5 separate regions of the Homo sapiens genome follow, and all the other regions are linked to region 1. Evidence: chromatin contacts called from ENCODE Hi-C or POLR2A ChIA-PET data. All regions are on one chromosome and are shown on one strand. The core of a region is the stretch at or near the end of the contact, and the rest is flanking DNA. Distances in the headings are between cores, read along the strand shown. Region 1 holds the start of MTERF4 (mitochondrial transcription termination factor 4). Region 2 holds the start of LINC01237 (long intergenic non-protein coding RNA 1237). Region 3 holds the start of PDCD1 (programmed cell death 1). Region 4 holds the start of D2HGDH (D-2-hydroxyglutarate dehydrogenase). Region 5 holds the start of CAPN10-DT (CAPN10 divergent transcript).

Evidence for each region. Hi-C counts contacts between places; a loop is a spot of excess contacts on that map. ChIA-PET counts read pairs that join two places held with the same protein, here RNA polymerase II (POLR2A). Pooled maps may share reads with other maps.
Region 2: a map of naive thymus-derived CD4-positive, alpha-beta T cell shows a loop between it and region 1 (4-fold over the local background). The contact joins the promoter of LINC01237 here to the promoter of MTERF4 in region 1. A Hi-C loop is called at or near these places in 1 of 168 maps with a recorded cell type or tissue (naive thymus-derived CD4-positive, alpha-beta T cell), 5 of 37 single-sample maps with no recorded cell type and 8 of 50 pooled maps.
Region 3: a pooled map shows a loop between it and region 1 (4-fold over the local background). The contact joins the promoter of PDCD1 here to the promoter of MTERF4 in region 1. A Hi-C loop is called at or near these places in 5 of 50 pooled maps.
Region 4: a loop to region 1 is called in a pooled map, with 5 times the contacts of the local background. The contact joins the promoter of D2HGDH here to the promoter of MTERF4 in region 1. A Hi-C loop is called at or near these places in 1 of 37 single-sample maps with no recorded cell type and 6 of 50 pooled maps. POLR2A ChIA-PET finds 5 or more read pairs at or near these places in 2 of 52 experiments (AG04449 and MCF 10A).
Region 5: a loop to region 1 is called in a map of CD4-positive, alpha-beta T cell, with 2.6 times the contacts of the local background. The contact joins the promoter of CAPN10-DT here to the promoter of MTERF4 in region 1. A Hi-C loop is called at or near these places in 1 of 168 maps with a recorded cell type or tissue (CD4-positive, alpha-beta T cell), 6 of 37 single-sample maps with no recorded cell type and 10 of 50 pooled maps. POLR2A ChIA-PET finds 5 or more read pairs at or near these places in 2 of 52 experiments (MCF 10A and Panc1).

The regions. Positions count from the first base shown.
Region 1 is chr2:241,101,037-241,103,942 of GRCh38, reverse strand. It overlaps MTERF4 (mitochondrial transcription termination factor 4), which reads left to right and starts at 1,656. Exons shown (of 4, transcript NM_182501.4): 1 at 1,656-1,690. The coding sequence starts at 1,670. RefSeq lists enhancers at 1,330-1,869, 1,870-2,409.
Region 2 is chr2:241,879,949-241,882,854 of GRCh38, reverse strand. LINC01237 (long intergenic non-protein coding RNA 1237) reads right to left here and starts at 1,492. Exons shown (of 4, transcript NR_110220.1): 1 at 1,377-1,492; 2 at 220-295. LOC105373978 (a long non-coding RNA gene) reads left to right here and starts at 1,528. Exons shown (of 3, transcript XR_924077.3): 1 at 1,528-1,740; 2 at 1,838-1,986. RefSeq lists an enhancer at 1,472-2,062.
Region 3 is chr2:241,857,397-241,860,302 of GRCh38, reverse strand. PDCD1 (programmed cell death 1) reads left to right here and starts at 1,409. Exons shown (of 5, transcript NM_005018.3): 1 at 1,409-1,540. The coding sequence starts at 1,465. It overlaps LOC124908032 (a long non-coding RNA gene), which reads right to left and starts at 1,231. Exons shown (of 2, transcript XR_007088436.1): 1 at 226-1,231. RefSeq lists an enhancer at 1,241-2,203.
Region 4 is chr2:241,733,111-241,736,016 of GRCh38, reverse strand. D2HGDH (D-2-hydroxyglutarate dehydrogenase) reads right to left here and starts at 1,387. Exons shown (of 10, transcript NM_152783.5): 1 at 1,322-1,387; 2 at 501-884. The coding sequence starts at 792. RefSeq lists an enhancer at 321-560 and silencers at 601-710, 721-1,770, 1,811-1,860.
Region 5 is chr2:240,584,927-240,587,832 of GRCh38, reverse strand. CAPN10-DT (CAPN10 divergent transcript) reads left to right here and starts at 1,517. Exons shown (of 1, transcript NR_103792.1): 1 at 1,517-2,906. CAPN10 (calpain 10) reads right to left here and starts at 1,099. Exons shown (of 12, transcript NM_023083.4): 1 at 781-1,099. The coding sequence starts at 921. RefSeq lists a silencer at 833-1,062 and enhancers at 262-1,088, 1,027-1,321, 1,373-1,552, 2,543-2,906.

The DNA of each region.
Region 1 (2,906 bases), core at 407-2,906:
CCTGACCTCAGGTGATCTGCCCACCTCGGCCTCCCAAAGTGCTGGGATTACAGGCGTGAGCCACCACACCCGGGCTCATGTCAATTTTTCATAGTAATCCCCATGTCCCAGCTGTCATTTTATTTCTAGAGCTAGACAAACTGTTCAGGTTCCTTGATTCTTTCCAGGGAGTTGGGGTGGCTCATGGGATTTTCTTAGGCTTTTGGTGTAGCATTAACACAATTTATTGTGAGATGTTGACAGTTGAGTATTTTGAGAAGAAAATTACATTATAAAAAACAACAAAGGCAACCAATTTTTTTTTTCCTTTTGTTTTTTGAGACAAGGTCTTGCTCTGTTACGCAGGCTGGAGTGCAGTGGTGCAATCATGGCTCACTGCAGCCTCAACCTCCTGGACTCAAGTGATCCTCCCACTTCAGGCTCCTGAGTAGCTGGGACTACAGGTGCACGCCACTACTCCCGGCTAATTTTTTATTTTTTGTAGAGACAGGATTTTCCTATGTTGCTCAGGTTGGTCTTGAACTCCTGAGCCCAGGCAATCCCCCCCACCTCAGCCTCTCACAGTGCTGGGATTACAGGCGTGGGCCACTGCACTCTGCCAAAGCAACCAATTCTTTAGTTTCTACACGGATTAGAACCTTCCTTTTCTTTGACATAATCCTTTTGTCAAAAGACAGTTTTACATAAATTGTTTGGCACCCCACTCCATGCCTGGCGCAAAGCAGATATGTAAATGTGTGCCCATGCAAGAATCAAATCCTTTATGTCAGTCCAGAATGAAGTAGATAAAACAAGAAATGCTTATAAATTAAGGCTTTGGTGGCAGGATTTAGGCAGCTGAGAAAGCACACCTTTTTATTCTTCACAAGCATCACCTTGTGAAAGATGCCTACGCTCTTAGGTCGAGAGAGGAAATTTAAGAATGAATACACATTGGGCTAAAACTTTACTATATTTCATCCTAAGAGGGAACCAGACCTCGAAGTTGGGAAGGCTCTTGCTTATAAAGGGAAATGTGCCGTAATTCCTGTCATTTTACTTGGGTCTTTTAAAAACGGCAAATTCTCATCTTCCACTGGCTGAGAGTAAAAAGAAAGAAAAGCGGTAAAGACTTCTTTTTGTGCGTAGGTGGCCCCGGTGTTCACGCTGAATACAGATTTTTACACAATAAAATCTTAAATATCTCTACATGGAACGGAATCCATTTTTCCTGCCTCGGGAAGGATTTCTGCGCTCTCGGGTGAAGTTCCCGAAGCAAGGAACCAGTTCCCCTCTACCTGTACTCTTGAGAGGAATTCTCAGGTCATCTGAAACACAAGTATGGGCCAGGACGACCCATTCGTTCACGCGGCCCAGAGCTCTGCGAAACGGGACACGGCAGTGCAACGGGAACAACCGGACACCGAGGCCCCCGAAGGCTGAGGCCGCGGCAGAGGCGGCGGCACGGTGACGGGCGCGACTCCGGCCTTCCGGCTTTCTAAGGGGCGGCCCCGGGACACCTGAGCCCCGCGGGGCCGTGAACGCTCAGCACAGCTCCGGGCCGGAATCACGATCCACCACACCGCGCTGGCGCTGGGAACGGCGTCGGTGACGGACCGGGGGCCGGAAGTGAAGGACGGGGGAGGACCGCTGCTTCCGGCGCCGTAACTGCTGCCATCTTCTCCGCGCTATGGCTGCGTTCGGCCGTCAGGTAAGCTCGAGCTGGGCGCGCGGGCTTCTCCGGGTCGCAGGCGGGCGGGCAGCGACGCAGAGGAACCGCGGCCGCCGAGTGTTTCACGGCCAGGTCGTGGAGCCCTCCCGGAGGTCCGTGCACGCTGACCTGGTTTTGGCATCCTGGACCCGTGGCTCTGCTCAATTATTGTGGGATATAGAGTTGACATTTTTTTTTTTTGAGACAAAGTCTCGCTCTGTCTCCAGGCTGGAGTGCAATGGCGCGATCTCGGCTCACTGCAACCTCCGCCTCCCGGGTTCAAGCAATTCTACTGCTTCAGCCTCCCAAGTAGCTGGGATTACAGGCGCCCGCCACCATGCCTGGCTAATTTTTGTATTTTTAGTAGAGACGGGGTTTCACCGTGTTGGCCAGTCTGGTCTGTAACTTCTGGCCTCAGGTGATCCACCCGCCTCGAACTCCCAAAGTGCTGGGATTACAGGCGTGAGCCACCGCGCCCGGCCTGAGTTGACTGTTGAACAAGAGTTTGAACTTCACAAGGAAGATAACATGTACTTTTCATTAAGAGGAAGCGGAATCAGCATAGAGGTCTTTAGGCTTGAGCCCAGTTCCACGGGCCGCGCCCGCTGACCCCAGCGACTGCCAGGTGTTCCTGGCGGAGGGAGCATCTGGACAGGGGAGGCTGGAGAGCAGCCAGAGCTTGGGCTTGGCAGGGTGGCCCCAGGGCGACAATCGATGACGCTGGAGAAGGGGTTGGGACCGATGTGAAGGTTTTAGAGCAGGGGTTCCCCAACCCCCGGTACCGTCCCTTGCCTATTAGGAACCAGGCTGCACAGCAGGAGGTGAGCGGCAAGTGAGCCAGCCAGACTGTATTTACAGCCGCTCCCTTCGCTGGCATTACCGCCTGAGCTCCGCCTCCTGTCAGACCAGCCGCCTTAGATTCTCACTGGAGCGCGAACCCTATTGTGAACTGCGCCTTTGAGGGGTCCAGGTTGCGCTCCTTATGAGAATCTGATGCCCGATGATCTGTCACTGTTTCCCATCAACCCCAGATGGCACCTCCTGGTTGTAGGAAAACAAGCTCAGGGCTCCCAGTGATTCTACATTATGGTGAGTTGTATAATTATTTCATCTTATATTACAACGTGAAAATAACAGAAATAAAGTGCACAACAAATGTAATATGCTTGAATCATCCTGAAACCCCTCACCAGTCTGTGGAAAAATTGTCTTCCAT
Region 2 (2,906 bases), core at 243-2,742, 780 kb before region 1:
TAAAAAATAAATACACACATAAAGAGATTCTTCTAAATAAAGCATGGGTCAAAGAAGAAATCCAAAGAAAATTAGCACTTATTTCAAATATCCATCAAAATATTACACAAAAATTGTAGCATAGTCTTAGAGGAAGATTTGTGACTTTAAATACTGACGACATTTCAACAAAGAAGGTACACAGTGATCAATACACTCATGAAAGGGTGTTCAACTCACCCGTCACAAGGAAATGCAAACTAACGCCTCACTGAGATCTGCCAAACTTCTGGTGCCGACTGTGACCTGGCCGCGCCTGCGGGGGGCAGAGGAGAGAAGGAGACTGGGGGTGAGGTCCACGTGTCCCAGGCAGGGGGACAGAGGCCAGAAGAAAGTGGCTGCGGGTGAGATCCACATGTCCCAGCCAGGGACGGAGAGGAGGGAGAACCGGACAGCAGCATCTGCTTCCAGCCACGTCACGTGTTTGGAGAGGCGGTGTCACCTCAGTGTGAGGAATGGCCACTCAGGACACGTCTGGACTTCCTCCCAGCCACCTCTCACCAGGGATCAGAATCCCGGCCCCGGGGACCCTCGACCCATAAACATCTTGGGCCTACAGCACCACCAAGCACGCCACAGCCTTGGCCTGGGGCTGCTTCAGAGACACCGCACGGAGGGCTTCTCACTTCCCCAGCCAGGAGCCACCCACGCTGCACCCGGGGAGGCCCCAGTTGCATCTGTCCCACCTTTCAGACCGAGCCAGCCAGAGGCGCCCAGAAAGACTATGCCAGGCCTCAGCTGTGTTGAAACCCAGGTTGGGGACAGTGGCAGGACCTGTGCCAGCGTCTGCCCTTGCTCCTGGCTGGATTCAGTTACTTGGCTGGGCCCCAGTGAAGGCGCAGAGGGCACCACCACCTGCACAGGAAGGGAAGGAAGCCCACAGCAGAGCCAGCACACGTGTGGCCACGCCCCGGCCCAGCCCCCCCTCACACGTGGCCACACCCCCTGCCCAGCCCCCTTACATGTGGCCACACCTCCGATCAGCCCCCTTCCACACGTGGTCACGCCCCCTGTTCAGCCTCCTCGCACATGACCACGCCCCCGTCCAGCCCCCGCACACAGGGCCACTCCTCTAGCCCAGCCCCTCACACGCGTGACCACGCCCCTTAGTCTCCTCGCTCGTGGCCACGCCCCCTGCACGGCCCCCTCGCGCGTGGCCACACCCCTGTCCAGCCACACACACACACACACACACACACACACACACACACACACACACACGCTGGGCCACGCCCCTACCCAGCCCCCTCACACGTATGGGCACGCCCCTGCTCAGCGCCCTCACACGCATGGCCACCCCCCGTCCAGCCCCTTAACGCGTGCTGCCCCGTGCCCACCTACAGCGGCCTCCTCCGCACCAGGGCTGACCCAGTGTGGGGTCCAGGTGGGCTCTGGTAGGCCCCCGGGCAGAGCTGTGCCCCGCGTCACTGAGGATGCACAGAGAAAAAGGAAGGGGCGGAGGAAGCGGAAACCCGAGCAGCGCTGCCTGGGCGTGGCAAGCCCGCTAGTTTTCCCGCCCGCTCATCTGCTTTCCCTCCCTCCATAATAAGTGTGGCACCTGGAGTGTGTGACTTTCATGATTTTCTTTTAGGAGAAACATAACGCAGTCCTCTGTCCCGCCCCTCCTGCAGGGAATGGTCATGGGGGCGTAGTTAACCCCATGCGTGCGGAGGTACACCTTGGAGCCCAGCGCCGACACAGGTCAGGAGAGTGTTAGCCACTGCTGAATGACTCCTGTTGTGTGCAAAATTGTTTTGACTTTTAAAGACTACACACAACCCATTCTGCCATTATTTAGGGTGAATTATACTGCTGGGTCACAAGAAGAAGACGTGGCTCCTCTTGATGCTGAGGGAGGCCTGGAAGTCATTGCTGGGAGCTTGGGAAGAGGGCTCCCCGAGGCAGAGCCTCCCAGGGGACAGAGGCGGCCCAGCGATGACCTGGGAGGTGAGCACAGGTGTGCGGGGCCCCTCGGGGCCCACCATAAGGCCCCACAGCAGGCCCTAACCTCCCCCATGTGTCCTAAGGCAGTTCCATTTGCATTGGCAATGGTCATTTCACTACTTCTGACCTGGAAGCGAGGTATATGTTTGGAGGTGACACGAGGCTCCCAAAGGGGTGCTATAGGGCGCCTTTTCTTATTTTATAAAACTTACATCGAAATGAGCCGCACCCTGAGGGGCAGCCCACCTGCTCACCCCTGGAGGGACTCTCCCAGGGCTGAGGGTCTTCCCCAGATGCTTCACCCGGGCTCCTCCAAGTGTGGGGTGGCCTTCAGTCTGCTGCGAAGAGGATGTGGGGTGTCTGGCAGCCACTCTGCTCTGGATTTGCGGGAACCTCTGCTGCCTCCCTGGTGCCCCTTGATTGGCGCTGGGTCTAGGAACCCCCTCTGGGTTGGAACTGGACTTGAAAAGGTCATTTTCTGCCTGCACCCACCAAGGCCACCTGGGGCTGTGGAGCCAGGAAACCCCTGTCACTCTCCTCAGATGCTGGCCCGAGGGCACCCTCAGTCTCCCTGAGTCCAAATCACCTTTTCTTCCCAAATGACCCAGCAGCCTAGGCCAGCCCCAGCTGGAAAGACTGCTCCCCTCTCTCCTCCGCTCTGCTCCCCTGCCCTCTCTTCCCCTCCCCTCCCTTCCTTTCTTCTGCTGGCGGAAGTCCTGTGCCAATCCCACATCCACATCCGTCACTGCACTCCTGGATCACACCTGGACAGACACAGAACTAGTCCTGGGAGTGATCCCAGGGCCAGGACCCTAGTAATGAGTTATCTAAATGTCTCTGGGTGTCTGGAATTGGTTCTCTGCTCCAACTAGCTTTAAAGGCATTCACGCTCTGTTCCCAGGGGTACCAGGGTGCTAGCTGCC
Region 3 (2,906 bases), core at 160-2,659, 760 kb before region 1:
GAGGCACAGGGCTATGGAGGCACCTACCAACCAACAGTTCTCCAGCCCCAGAGCCCCAGCCCCTGAGGCACAAGGGTGGGTGTGCCAGGAGACAGTTGCTGCGGGCCACCTTAGCTGTCTGGCAGCACAGTGGGTGCTGCCAGGCTCCCTGGGGGCCCCCCGCCAAGCCCACCTGGCCAGCTGGGCCCCCCCCACCTCCCCACCAAGCCACCCACACAGCCTCACATCTCTGAGACCCGGGAGTGGCCCTTTGTTCATAAACGAGAGCTTCCTCGCCGTGGCCGCGCCTCGCAGACATCATCTTTGATGCTCTTTTTCCACTGTTTCGGTGCTTTAATGTTTTCCCTTCAGAGCCGGGCCGAGTGTCTCTCGGAGCCAGGCAGCCGCGCCAGCTGTCAGGCGGTTTCTAGCCTCGCTTCGGTTATTTTAAGCTGATGAGCCTGACGCATCTCATCACTAATATCAGCAGTTTCATTTCTCCTGTTTTCCATTCGCTGTAATAAAATGCTCAGCACAGAATACAAGGAGATAAGCAAGCCATTTCACAAACGCCGGGCCGCCAGCCAGGCCCAGGCACTGGACCCCCTGAACCACCCCACCCTGGCACGAGTGGGCTGGAGGGCAGGGCCCCGGGGAAGAAGGTCAAGGCTGGAAGGGGAGGTCAGCCTCACAGCCAGCCCCTGCCACCGCCCCAGCCCCCCCGTCAGGCTGTTGCAGGCATCACACGGTGGAAAGATCTGGAACTGTGGCCATGGTGTGAGGCCATCCACAAGGTGGAAGCTTTGAGGGGGAGCCGATTAGCCATGGACAGTTGTCATTCAGTAGGGTCACCTGTGCCCCAGCGAAGGGGGATGGGCCGGGAAGGCAGAGGCCAGGCACCTGCCCCCAGCAGGGGCAGAGGCTGTGGGCAGCCGGGAGGCTCCCAGAGGCTCCGACAGAATGGGAGTGGGGTTGAGCCCACCCCTCACTGCAGCCCAGGAACCTGAGCCCAGAGGGGGCCACCCACCTTCCCCAGGCAGGGAGGCCCGGCCCCCAGGGAGATGGGGGGGATGGGGGAGGAGAAGGGCCTGCCCCCACCCGGCAGCCTCAGGAGGGGCAGCTCGGGCGGGATATGGAAAGAGGCCACAGCAGTGAGCAGAGACACAGAGGAGGAAGGGGCCCTGAGCTGGGGAGACCCCCACGGGGTAGGGCGTGGGGGCCACGGGCCCACCTCCTCCCCATCTCCTCTGTCTCCCTGTCTCTGTCTCTCTCTCCCTCCCCCACCCTCTCCCCAGTCCTACCCCCTCCTCACCCCTCCTCCCCCAGCACTGCCTCTGTCACTCTCGCCCACGTGGATGTGGAGGAAGAGGGGGCGGGAGCAAGGGGCGGGCACCCTCCCTTCAACCTGACCTGGGACAGTTTCCCTTCCGCTCACCTCCGCCTGAGCAGTGGAGAAGGCGGCACTCTGGTGGGGCTGCTCCAGGCATGCAGATCCCACAGGCGCCCTGGCCAGTCGTCTGGGCGGTGCTACAACTGGGCTGGCGGCCAGGATGGTTCTTAGGTAGGTGGGGTCGGCGGTCAGGTGTCCCAGAGCCAGGGGTCTGGAGGGACCTTCCACCCTCAGTCCCTGGCAGGTCGGGGGGTGCTGAGGCGGGCCTGGCCCTGGCAGCCCAGGGGTCCCGGAGCGAGGGGTCTGGAGGGACCTTTCACTCTCAGTCCCTGGCAGGTCGGGGGGTGCTGTGGCAGGCCCAGCCTTGGCCCCCAGCTCTGCCCCTTACCCTGAGCTGTGTGGCTTTGGGCAGCTCGAACTCCTGGGTTCCTCTCTGGGCCCCAACTCCTCCCCTGGCCCAAGTCCCCTCTTTGCTCCTGGGCAGGCAGGACCTCTGTCCCCTCTCAGCCGGTCCTTGGGGCTGCGTGTTTCTGTAGAATGACGGGTCAGGCTGGCCAGAACCCCAAACCTTGGCCGTGGGGAGTCTGCGTGGCGGCTCTGCCTTGCCCAGGCATCCTTGGTCCTCACTCGAGTTTTCCTAAGGATGGGATGAGCCCCATGTGGGACTAACCTTGGCTTTACGACGTCAAAGTTTAGATGAGCTGGTGATATTTTTCTCATTATATCCAAAGTGTACCTGTTCGAGTGAGGACAGTTCTTCTGTCTCCAGGATCCCTCCTGGGTGGGGATTGTGCCCGCCTGGGTCTCTGCCCAGATTCCAGGGCTCTCCCCGAGCCCTGTTCAGACCATCCGTGGGGGAGGCCTTGGCCTCACTCTCCCGGATCGAGGAGAGAGGGAGCCTCTTCCTGGGCTGCCCGTGACCCTGGGCCCTCTGTGTACACTGTGACCACAGCCCGCTCCTGGACCCTCTGTGCCCGGCTGGCCCTCTGTGCCCAGCCAGCCTGCACCTGGGGATGCCAAGGCCTGGGGAGGGTGGTTTCACCCAGGCCAAGCCTAAGACAGTCCCTCTGGGCCCTGCTGGGTACCGGGGTGTGACACCACTGGGAGGACAAGATGAGGGGCACCCCTGGGGCCGCCCTGACACCCCCTCGAGGCTCCTGCCCCGGGGGTCCTGGTGCCCCTTCACTGTGGCAGGCGACTGGGGGTTCCCCACCTCGGCCCCTCTCCCGGGGCCTGCTCCCCGGCACCTGAGGCAGCATCCTTGTCAGGGCCGTGCCTTCCTGCCTCAGCGCCACCTCTTAAGGTTGGCCCGTGGGTCACTCAGGACTCAGAACTGGAGATTCTGGGCAAAAGGCAAAGAGCAAAGGGCCAAAAGGCATCCCAGGGAGACGACTGCGGGGGAACCAGAGGGCAGAGGGGCGCTCGTCACAGGGGAGGGGGAGCTGAGCGAGGCAGGAGGGGAGCCGAGCCTCTCCCCCCGTGTCCCGGCTCTTCAGGCACGCCCTCGGGACGCCACCCTCCCCGACCCAGGCGGGAA
Region 4 (2,906 bases), core at 138-2,637, 630 kb before region 1:
AGCCGAGGCGGACGGATCACGAGGTCAAGAGATCGAGACCATCCTGGCCAACATGGTGAAACCCTGTCTCTACTAAAAATACAAAAATTAGCGGAACGTGGTGGCGGGCGCCTGTAGTCGCAGCTACTAGGGAGGCTGAGGCAGGCAAATCGCTTGAACCCGGGAGGCAGAGGTGGCAGTGAGCCGACGTCGCGCCACTGCACTCCGGCCTGGCGACAGAGTGAAACTCCGTGACTGCACTCCAGCCTGGCGACAGAGTGAGACTCCGTCTTAAAAAAAAGAAAAAACAAAACAACAACAACAACAAAACTTGGGTTGTTCTAAGCGACTCGTTCGTGGTCATTCATTCCAGCAGCCTGTGGCGGTGCACACGCCCCTCTCAGCGCAGCCAGGGGCTGGCACCCCCATCCAGGTTGTTCTCAGCCCGCTTTGAAGCCTCCACGGGAAGGCGCAGCGGAGCAGGGACGCGGAAACGCCGCAGCTTCCCAAGCCTCACCCACCTCGCAGCGTCCGCAACCAGTCCACGTTGGGAGCCTGCAGCGCTTCCGGGTCCGTGACGACCCCGCCGGGCACGATGCGCTCAAAGGCGGCCAGGTCCTGCTTAGACACCGTGGAGAACGGCAAGCGCCGCACGGGGTAGCGCTCCCGGGTCAGCGGCACCTCGGGGGTCCCCGGGGCGGAGCAGCAGCCTCTGCGGGCCAGGGGGCCAACCGGCCGACCCCAAGAACCCGCGGCTCCCGGAGCACCCCGCAACAGCCACGCGGGCCACGCCAGAGGCCGACGGGGCAGCATCGCCGCCGGGACGGAGACCTCGGGCTCCTCCTTGGTGGGGGGCCGGTACTCAGGGCCCGGAGGGGAAGGGCAGGGAGCCGCTGGCTGCGCGCCTGGAAGTGGCCAAGGGTAATTTCATGTTTTATGCACGTTGTACAAATTGAAACACGCTTGCAGAAGCAGGGAGGGGGCAGGAGGGCAGCGAAGGGAAGGCTCCGAGCACCCGGGCCCTCCCCCTGCCCGGGCCGCAACCCCGCGAGCGCGCGAAGCCCCACGCAGCAGGCCTGGACTTAGCGACGCGCAGGCTCGGGGCGGCCTCGCCGGGACCTTGCCCAGGACCCCGTTCCTCCGAGCTCGCCCCCCGAGGGGATCCCGCGGACGCGCGCGCGTGTTCCACGCGGTCACGTGACGAGCTGCAGCGCCGTCCCCCTCCCCCCACAGGCACCGACTGGCTGACGGCGCCCGAGATCGCGCCCCGCCACCCCGACCCGCGGCTGAACCGCAGACCGGGACCCTCAGCCCAGCGCTCCGCGCGGCCGCGCGCACGCACCCACGATCACGTCCCGAGCTCCAACCCGCAGCGCCCGCCGCAGGCCCAGAGCCGCCGAGCCGGAGTGGGCGGGGCGACGCCGCGCCTGCGCATTGACGGCTCCGCCCAGCGGCCGAAGCCCCGCCCCGCGCGCCTAACGGGCCCCGCCCCGCCTGCCCTCCAGGCCCAGCCCTGCGCGCCTACAGTCCCCGCCCCGCCGTCCAAGCCCCGCCCCGACTGGCACCGGAGGCTCGACGGCCACCGCCTCGTCCTGCGTTTCCTGAGGGCCTCCGGCGCGCCGGCTGTCGGGCGCATCCCTCCAGGTAGAGAAGGGACTAGGCTGAGCGCAGCCCAAGACGCCCAAGCAGCAGCTGGAGGGTTCTCCAGAACGAGGCCCGGGACGTGGGCTCGGCCGAGGGACCTGGGGGCCGGCCCGCTCCTCCGAGGCCGAGCCCAGGGGGCGCCCCTTTCCCCAGCGGCCTCCCCAGCTCCTGCACGGACCACCCCTCCTGGGTCCCCAGCCTTAGCTTAGGGGGCAGCTGCCTCCTGCAGGTGTTTTCTTGCCTCCCTGTCCCTTCTGCCTGTTCAGCCCTCCGTGCCCTCAAACCCTTTGCACACCTGGGGAGCTCCTGCCCTCCTGACGCAGTAACTGCTGTCCCGAGGAGCCTCCCGGCCTGGGATCCCCTGCCTGAGGCATCGCCAGCACTTGTTTTGTGTTTTTTTGAGACAGGGTCTAGCTCTGTTGCCCAGGCTGGAGTTCTGGGGTTGATCTCAGCTCACTGCAACCTCTGCCTCCCGAGCTCAAACCATCCTCCCACCTCGGCCACCCAAGTAGCTGGGACTACGGGCGTGCACCACCACACCCGGCTAATTTTTTGTTGTTGTTGTATTTTTGTAGAGATGAGGTCTCATGTGCTGCCCAGGCTGGTCTCGAACTCCTGGACTCAAGCGATCCGCCCGCGTCGGCCTCCCAAAGCACTTGTTACTTCAGCTCACCCAATTCCATAGAACCCTAGCGGGTGCAGAGGATGCCAATCTCTGAGCAGATGAGGGCAGAGAGCAGGAGACCACACTTGGCCCGAGGCAGGACTGCGGAGCTGTGCAAGAGGTGGAGGCTACGCCCGTGACAGCAGATGGGTCCTGGTAGTCACACAGAAAACCGGCGAGCTGGATTTGTCCTGGTGATGAGGCTCTGGAGCAGCAGTTGCAAGGAGTCATTCCTGTCCTCCTTAACCACATCCCCAGAGGCCACTCACCTTCTTCCCAGGTGAATCATTCATACAACCCTGGAAAGGAGACATCCACCTGGCCCTTCCTACCTGGCTGGCCCTTGCTCTGCAGATGAGTGTGGGAGTTTGCCCATTGTCAAGGGTAACTGTTGCAATTACACATTCAGGAACTGGAAAGACGACCACAGATGAGGTCTGTGGACCCCCTTACCACCTGACCTCCACACGCCCTCCCTTTGACTAGCAGGCCAGTGGCATCTTGGACCCCTGGGATTAGGAATGATTCAAAACCCATAAAGATTACCACCCATACCATCCCCTAAAATAACTGATTTTTCTGACCAGGCACGGTGGCTCACGCCCATAATACCAGCACT
Region 5 (2,906 bases), core at 268-2,767, 520 kb after region 1:
AGCTGCACCTAAAATCAATCTTTTAACAAAATAAAACCCAAATTCCAATGACAAGGCTCTACATGGTCTGACCCTTGCCTCCTCCCAGGCCCTTCAGTGTTGTCCAAGGAAACCAGGTGGCCTGTCAAAGCCATCTCAGTCACGAGAGCCCAGAAGTTCCAGCTCTGTTCGAAGACTGGCGGCCATCAGTTGTCTCCGCTAAGACCGCATCCACTTAGGGCAAGGTTGCTCCCTGGGCAGTCTTATTCAGCAGATAAACCATTTCTAAAAATATGAACACAGCACTCGGCCAGGGCATCCCTTGGAGGTGCCATTTCTAGGTGTTACAACTGGAAAGGCAGGTGCACAAAATCCAAAACTGAAATTCTATCACGCTTTGCTTTGTGGGCTCGGCCTAGCCACTTCAGAGGGGCACGAGCGGCCCTCTCTGCGGGAGGAGCAGACACAAACGCTCTTCAGGGCGAAAGCAAACAGGTGGGGCGGGGTTTGGGGCTCTGTTAAAACGCCTCTCGCAGCGCTCTGAGCCTCCTGGATTGGAGCTCTCGCAGGCGGAGGCCACGACCTAGTTTAGCGTCCTTAGGGTAGCGCCGAGTCCTGCTCGTTCTGGGCGGGGGTATGAAGGAGGTACGAAAAGAGGGGGCCGGGCGCCCACTTCTGAGGAGAACAACGGCGGACCCTGCGTTCGGAGCTACCCTGGCCGCCCACCCCGCCCCGCTCCCTGCGAGGAGCGGAGATCTCAGAAACCAGAAACGGCGCCCACCGCACCCCACACGGCCCCACCTGGGGCCGCCTCCACGTGATGTCCTCGCGGAACTGGGCCAGCGGCGTAGACAAGTCGCAGAAGAGCGAGGAGTCCGCGGCGGGGAAGGCGGCGTCCCGGAACAGCTCCCTCGCCGGCGTCGCGCCCCGGCCCGCCCGCATCCTCGGCTCCGCGGGCTCCCATCTGCAGCCGGTTGCCTCGGGGTCGCAGCCCCGGAGAGAAGGCGAGTCAGCCGCCGCCGCCTCCGGCCCGCCCCGCCCGTTCCCCGCCCGGCCCAGCCCTCCAAGCCCGAGGGCCCCGCAGGTGCTGGACCAGGCCAGTACGCCGGCCCGCTAGTCTCCCATTGGTAACCAGGCGGCAGCCAACCGGGCGTGGGGTCTCGGGTCACGTGACAGGCGGCCCAATCGCACTCGCGCGACGGAAAGCGCCACGGACGTCGGAGGCCCAGGGGGCGGGGCTCCCGAGCTCCGCTCTTTCGTGGTCGGGCGGCGGACCGCACTGTATTTTTTCCTTCCGGGGGCGGCGGAGCCCAGGGCTATCCCGGCCTCCGCTCATACCCGGAGGGCCGGCAGGCGTTCAGTCCTCCAGCCGGTGAGGCTCGGGCCGGGGTGTCGGGACCGCCTGAACACGCGGGCTCTGGGAGCTTCAGGGACCAGGGAGCCACCTCGGCCGAGTTGCGTCGCAGACTACAGCTCCCAGCATGCGCCGCCGCTCCCAGCATGCACCTTCCTCCCGAAACGCGTCTCTGCTTCCGGCGCTCTGCTGCGGAGGCCGTGGCCGCGGGTAGTTGGGAGGAACCGAGATTTACGCTTGGTAAGGCAAGTTGCGAGCTGTCCGGCGCCGGTCGAGTTCCTGCCGCCGTCGTCGTCAGGCAGGGGAGAAGGGGGCCTCAACCCCTCTAGTGACAGCTGTTTGCTACCTAATAGGGCTTTTCATCCCACCGGGCCCCAGGGCCTTCGTTAGGAGCCCAGCAGGCTCAACTTCTTGCTGTGGTTCTGGAAAAGGGAGTGACCACCTGGCTCAACACCTCTCTCTGTGATGTGTTTGGGAGTTTTGGGAAATGAGACGGCTCCGAGGGAAGAGCTTGAGGGAGCGGCGTCGCACTCGTTCGACCTTCCCGGGCCTGGGCTTTGTTTCTAGGCATTTTAGGTTGAACGCTCTACATCTTAACTGGGGGCAGGGGAGGTGGCCAGAGCATCCCGCTGAGCGTTTTCCGATTCCCCAGATGGCCAGGCACCTGGTCCTGGTGGCTGGACAGTGACCCCGTGGACGCACATTTACAGCTATAGCCATTCAGTGCCGCGGGGAGGTGAGGATAGTGATCCTGGGACCTGCTCGAGGATTCACCCTTGCCCCAAGAACCTGTTCCATTCCCAGGAATGAAGGCGGTCAGGCAGGGGAGGAGAAGGGGGCCTCAACTCTTCTAGTGACAGCAGTTTGCCACCTAATAGAGCTTTTCAGATTTTGCCTCCTCAGGCCATTTTACTCAGCCTCGGACTATCAAGGATGGTCACATTGAAGCTGTTTTTCTGCAGTCAGGAGCGAAAAGTCCCGGCTGTTGAAGGAGAAACTGAATCTGGTTCAGGAGTCCCAGGTTCCTCCCTCTGAGAGGCCAGGTGGGGCCTGCGTGAGTAGCAGTTGTTCAGGTGGCAGGACACTGCTGTTTTCATCCCACCTGGCCCCAGGCCCCTGATTAGGGGCCCAGAGTGCTTATGTACTTGCCTCGGTCTGAGAAAGGGAGTGACTGCATAGCCCAACACCTGTGGGATGCCTCACTGCCCAGATGTTTCATCTCCGGGATGCTTCATTGCCCATTCAGCACCCTCTATGGTGCTGACTCTTCCGGAAGATGTTTCTGATTCCTTGCTAGGCTGGTGGTTGCACCATAGCTGAGAGGACTCAAGAAGAGCCTGGTCTCAGCTTCACCTAGGAGTCCCGGAGGAGTAAGAAACACGTATCTTTCCTGTTCTGGGCACATATGGGTGGGTAGCAGAGCTGAGGCTAGCTGAGGATCCCGACTCTCCTTTGGGAGCCTTTGTTGTGCCGCTCTCCCAGGCTGATCAGATCTGGAGAGCTAACAGCTTCCTGTGGCCACATCTGTGTCCAAGGCTGGGCCCATGCCTGTAGCCAGATTGCCAGGATCTGG